2 separate regions of the Homo sapiens genome follow, and region 1 is linked to region 2. Evidence: read pairs that join two places in POLR2A ChIA-PET (ENCODE). Cell type or tissue: GM12878. All regions are shown on one strand. Each heading gives the region's core, and the rest is flanking DNA. Links, peaks and the distances in the headings are about the cores only. Region 1 overlaps NRF1 (nuclear respiratory factor 1). Region 2 overlaps UBE2H (ubiquitin conjugating enzyme E2 H).

Region 1 (2,918 bases), core at 140-2,639, 240 kb before region 2:
GCGAGACTTCATCTAAAAAAACAAAAACAAAAACTCTACTTAATCTTTTGGCCCATCCTTATTTGAAGTCCTTTAATTTCCTCACACAGCCTCAAACTCGACATATAGGAGGGAAAATGACTTTTTGCTTAGTAGTCAGTGGTCATAGTCTCCTGTAACAAAGAAAAGTTCTTATCCCCAAGTCGGCAATTTTTGTGGAAATAGTTCTCTTTTTCTTTTTCTTTTCTTAGACGGAGTCTCACTCTGTCACCCAGGCTGGAGTGCAGTGGTGCGATCTCGGCTCACTGCAACATCTGCCTCCTGGGTTCAAGCGATTCTTCGGCCTCAGCCTCCCGAGTAGCTGGGATTACAGGCGTGGGCCACCATGCCCGGCTAATTTTTGTATTTTTAGTAGAGACGGGGTTTTGGCGTGTTGGCCAGGCTGGTCTCGAACTTCTGACCTAAGGTGATCTGCTGGGCTTGGCCTCCGAAAGTGCTGGGATTACAGGCATGAGCCAATGCGCCTGGCCCAATAATTTTCTTATAAAAATATGTATTTGTGTGTGTGTGTGTGTGTGTGTACATACATATATATAATTTTTTTTTTTAAGTTAGAGATGGGGATCTTGCTATGTTGCCTAAGCTGGCCTTGAACTCCTGGGCTCAAGGAATGCACCCACCTCAGCCTCCCCAGTAGCTGAGACTATAGGCAAGTGCCACCGTGCTGGCAGTGGCTTCATAACATGTTTCAAGGAAATTTAGCTCCTGTGTTAAGAGAAGGAGCTATAGAAGTAGAAGATAATGAGGGCCCTTGTCCAGATATAGAAGGTTTAAAGGAGAAAGGATTTCAGGTTTCCTTCTGAATTCCTGTGTATGTCGTTAGGACCCCAAATTGTAGGTTTTTTGTTTTATTAAACGATAATTATGCACTTGTCTAATTTTGTTAGGGAACCGAAGGCCAACTTCCCATGATTTAAATACCTGAATTTGCATTGCCTGCACACTGTAGGTTCAACCAAATCTCTGGGTTGTCTTTAGAAGCATTTTATGTAAATAATCACGAATGAGTGACTTGTTTTAAGGGAAATTTAAGCTCCTGTGGTCTGGGATTAAATTTTTATGCCTTTTCTTGTATGGAATAAGGCATTCAGTAAAGTTGAAGAATAATAACAATGAACAGTAATTACTGAAATTAAAATTTTTCCCTGAGTATTTGAAAAGGCATGCTGATTTTTTGGTTTCTGGAGGAACTATGAACTGTCAGTCTTTAGAAACAGTCTACAGTCCTACCTCAACAGGAAGTTAATGTATACATTCAGCTTCTGTCAGATGTCTTTAGACAAGCCTGTTGCTTCATGCTGAAGCAGGCTTATTCATTCACACAGTGCCACTGTGAAAAATTGAAGGGTGAGGGGAAACTCCCTGGGCTGTTGAATTTCACAAATGTCTACTTTAACCTCAAGAGTTTAGATGCGCCCTTTCTGGGCCAGTAATCATCTAGGAAATGGGATATCTGAATTTAGATGTTTGTGTGTGACTGTGTGATGCTTATTAATATGTATATATAGAGTATTTGGAAAATCAATCTTAAAATGCAAATCTTTGATTTTGTAAAAAACATTTCAGGAAATGTTCTATACTAAAATACATTTTCTTTATGTTCTTTCATGTTTTCCTTGATAGCTAAAGCTAGTGTTTTCAGCCTGAGCTTACCCAAATATAATTTTCCATGAATGCTTAGTAAAACAGCAATGAAAAAGGAATCCACTTGTTATTTTAGAAACATTTTATTTAGACCAAGTCCAATGTTTTTTGAGTCTCAAGATACATGTTAATTTTTGTGCCTTGTGTATCATATTTCCTTCCTTATTAACTAGAGGGTGGATTACCCACTTTCTTGGGTTTTCAGTTAGTACTTTTATCCATCAGTTTTCTACTAAGGTAAACAGACTGGAAGATAAATAGTAAAAGGAGGTGAAACAAATGAATTTCAGGTGTTTCCAGGAGATTAAAACCATATTGAGCTATTGGAAACTTTTAATCCTCAAGCAACAACAATGCTTTGTTTGAAGTTATTTTAGTGCAATATGGACAAAACTTGGGAAAGGAATTTTTGACTGCTCAAGAAAAATAAGTGGATTGCTTATACCTTAGAATATATATATATACACACACACATATATATATTTTTTATTTTTTCAAAAGTGCACTTCAGAATTGGGCTAATGTATTTTCAGCCCAACTTAATGCAGTGTAGTTAGCAAAACATCCAAAAGGCTTCATCATGTTGTGGTCTTTAGGCCTAAAATGTTTTAAAATGTGAACATTTATGTGATACCAAGTAAACTTTCTATGACCCAAAGAAGGGCTAGAAATAAAACTTTACAGAGATGTTCTAGTATATTAGAAAACAATGGCTGGTTATGGTGGTTCATGCCTATAATCCCAGCACTTTGGGAGGCCAAGGCAGGAAGATTGCTTGAGGCTAGGAATTCTAGACCAGCCTGGGCAATGTAGTGACATCCTGTCTTTACAGAATATTTAAAAAAACAAAAAAACGAAAAACTAGCTGGGTATGGTGGCATATGCCTATAGTTTGAGCTATTCAGGAGGCTGAGGCAGGAGGATCACTTGAACTTAGGAGTTTGAGGTTGCAGTGAGCATAATCATGCCATTGTGTTCCTGCCTGGGCGACAGTGCGACCGTGTTTCTTAAAAAAAACTAGTTGCTGTTAAGGTAGGCCTACCACATTTGTAATCTCTTGAGGCAAATCTGTGTTGTTTCTCTAAGAGCAGTCACTTAGAAGATAATCTGACAGTAAGGAATGGTCTACTGAATCCCAGATCTGGTAGTCTGCCTTGCCCAATCACAACATAGTTTGTGTAAAACTCCAACTGCTACTGAACCATCAGATAATTTCTTGAGGAAGCCGTTTCTCT
Region 2 (2,918 bases), core at 274-2,773:
ATTTCTCCACCTGTTTTGAGGGCACACAGGTGGAGAGCTGAAGCAACCCACCAGACTTCCTGCAGTGCTGTGGCTCAGGCCCAACTGGCCACAGGGCTCACAATGCTGCACCTAGTTTACTGAAGGCTAACTAGCTGCAATTAAGATAATATAACCCGCCACCAAATACTAAAAGGTATATTAAAGAATTCATACAATTACTTGACTGAGAGGGTCTCATGTGTGGAGAAAATATATAAAAAGTCTAAGCTCAGCAGATTCACATATCTTCTCATATTAGCCCATGGGGATCTTTAAAAGATAAAGTCTTAATGAAGAGGGCCATGCAGGCAACAAAACAAAACAAAATAAAAAAACAGAAACAGGTGAAAACACCTCCGAAAAGAAGTGGGATGCTTAAAAAACACACCAAACTCTTCCCTCCTCCCACCTCTCAAAAAAGGTGGCTGGGTGCAGTGGCCCATGACTGTAATCCTAGCACTTTGGGAGGCCCAGGTGGGCAGATCACTTGAGCCCAGGGGTTCGAGACCAGCCTGGACAACATAGTGACACCCCCATCTCTAGTATAAATAAAAAATTAGCCTGATGTGGTGGTGCATGCCTGTAGTCTCTGCTATTTGAGAGGCTGAGACAGGAGGATCACTTGAGCCCAGAAGGTTGAGGCTGCAGTGAGCCACGCTGCACTCCAGCCTGGGTGACAGGGCAAGACCTTGTCTCAAAAAAAAAGAAAAAAATAACAATTAGTAGGAATTCAAACACTCAAAGAATGTTTGCAACATACATGATAAATACATTTAAATCTCAGTAGTAGCATTTTGGTTTTTAAGTATTCAAAGCTAGAAACAGGTGTTCCTGTGCTGTGTGGGAAAGGGCAATATGAAAGATGCAGGGCGCTGGCCTGGCGTGGTGGCACACGCCTGTAATCCCAGTACTTTGGGAGGCCGAGGCAGGTGGATCATGAGGTCAGGAGTTCAAGACCAGCATGGCCAAGATGGTGAAATGCTATCTCTACTAAAACCACAAAATTAGCCAGGTGCGGTGGCAGGCGCCTGTAATCCCAGCTACTTGGGAGGCTGAGGCAGGAGAACTGCTTGAACCCAGGTGGCAGAGGTTACAGTGAGCCGAGATTGCGCCACTGCACTCCAGCCTGGGCGACAGAGTAAGACTCTGTCTCAAAAAAGAAAGAGAGAGAGAGAGAAAGAGAGAGAGAGGGAAGGGGGATGGGGGGAGGGACAGAGAGAGAGAAAGGAGAGAGAGAGAAAGAAAGAAAGAAGAGAAAAGAGAAGAGAAAAGATAGATGGACAGATGGATGCAGGGTGCTGAAACTGGGAAAACCAGCCACATTCTGCTCAGGGCCAGGCTACCAGGCCACCAAACTGAGGTGTGTAGTTACAGGACATAGACTGTTTTTAAAGCATTCCAAACCCGCTTAAAAGGTAATTTCCCATTCATTGCCTAATTGTAGCCCCTTTCCCCCCAACATATTTAAACTTCAGAGAGTTGCAGAAGAAAATAAGTGCTACTGCATAGATCACAATGAAGAAAACAAGCTCTTGTTCATCAAAAACACTGCTCTTGTTGCATTGTCAATCTCAAAACAATTCTCGTCTATTTGGGTGTTTTTTAGAGGTAATTCATCCTCGTTCAAACCTTATAACCCTGCTTACCTTAAGAGCTTGTAAGCTAAAACATGGTAATAGGATTTGTTATTAACCTTCCAGAAATGAGGGCAGTTAATGTGTAATTAGCTAGCTGGATAGTCTTGCTGTCATACTAAAACTCGCTATTCAAGCTTGTAATTACTAGACAATAATTTAGTTGTTAATATCAGAAAAGAATAACAAGAGGTAACTTCCTGCAATTACAAGCCAAGTGTCCATACGCTGGGAAGACTTTATAACTCAGTAATCGTAAGTGAATGAAGATAAAACAAATCAAGGTTACATTTACATATAATCAAGAATGAAACAAGCCCTAAAATCAGAGCCCCTACGAAAGTAGAGCATAGCTGTGGCTGTCTTTCAGAGCCATACCCTGGCTGGCTCATGTCCCACGATCCAAAAAGCCTGGACCACCCCATGGTTTTAAAGCTGACCACCAGTGAGTGTGGTATTTTTAATGAATGTCCACTAAGTTGTTCAAAGCCAGCAAGACTCCATTTTTATGTATATAACTAGTTAGACTCCTGAGCCACATACACCTCATCTGAAGATTTCCAAGCAGACAGATAAAGAAGGTTGGTTACGGAGCTAGCTAAGCACTGTTGAAGCGCAAATCCACAACTGAGCACATTTCTTTATTATGTACAACAGGTGACATTATCCCAATAGTACTGGACAGAATTGCTCTACTTGGCCTCTATCTACAAATAATGACATCCAGCTGTTCCAAAGGCAGGATGACGTTTGTGATTCAACATGGACAGATCAATACTGAAGTTCTCAAGCTGTTCAAATAGTAGTTGGCCAATTAATCATCCATGAAGACACATACATGTATTTCTTATCTGTGTAGTTACACTAAAATGTTTAGGAAACAGCATGCACTAATCCAGCATAAAGCATTATTTTAAGATATACCTTCTGCCAAAATCTGAATTATTTGGGAAGATTCACAGACTATCTAACTGAAAAGGGGATGGGATAAGTGTTAAATTTGTATTTTAAATTTCTAAATGCCTGGTAAAATAAATTTTAGGTGCCTGTAGTCCCAGCTACTCGGGAGGCTGAGGCAGGAGAATGGCGTGAACCCGGGAGGCGGAGCTCGCAGTGAACTGAGATCGTGCCACTGCACTCCAGCCTGGGCGACAGAGCGAGACTCCGTCTCAAAAAAAAAAAAAAATTTGTATCTCTTGCCTAATCTCAAAGTCCTTGAAGTATTCCTTCTGTTGTAGTCAATTTTATTTGCCTGTTACTAAC

Evidence for each region. Peaks named below come from ENCODE experiments on the same cell type or tissue, not always from the same donor. Only the 100,000 strongest peaks of a DNase experiment are listed, where the experiment ranks them.
Region 1: POLR2A ChIA-PET joins it to region 2 with 5 read pairs; 3 of 35 experiments call an interaction of 5 or more read pairs at or near these places.

Annotation. Positions count from the first base shown.
Region 1 is chr7:129,613,907-129,616,824 of GRCh38, forward strand. All of the region lies in intron 1 of NRF1 (nuclear respiratory factor 1), which reads left to right. Among named protein-coding and RNA genes, the nearest start is that of NRF1, 3.6 kb to the left of the region's middle. In GM12878, for the core only: no CTCF peak of the experiment used is centred there; a DNase peak (open chromatin) is centred at 1,395; H3K4me3 peaks cover 1,460 bases; H3K27ac peaks cover 1,512 bases.
Region 2 is chr7:129,849,641-129,852,558 of GRCh38, forward strand. All of the region lies in intron 5 of UBE2H (ubiquitin conjugating enzyme E2 H), which reads right to left. Among named protein-coding and RNA genes, the nearest start is that of MIR183, 76 kb to the left of the region's middle. In GM12878, for the core only: no CTCF peak of the experiment used is centred there; no DNase peak of the experiment used is centred there.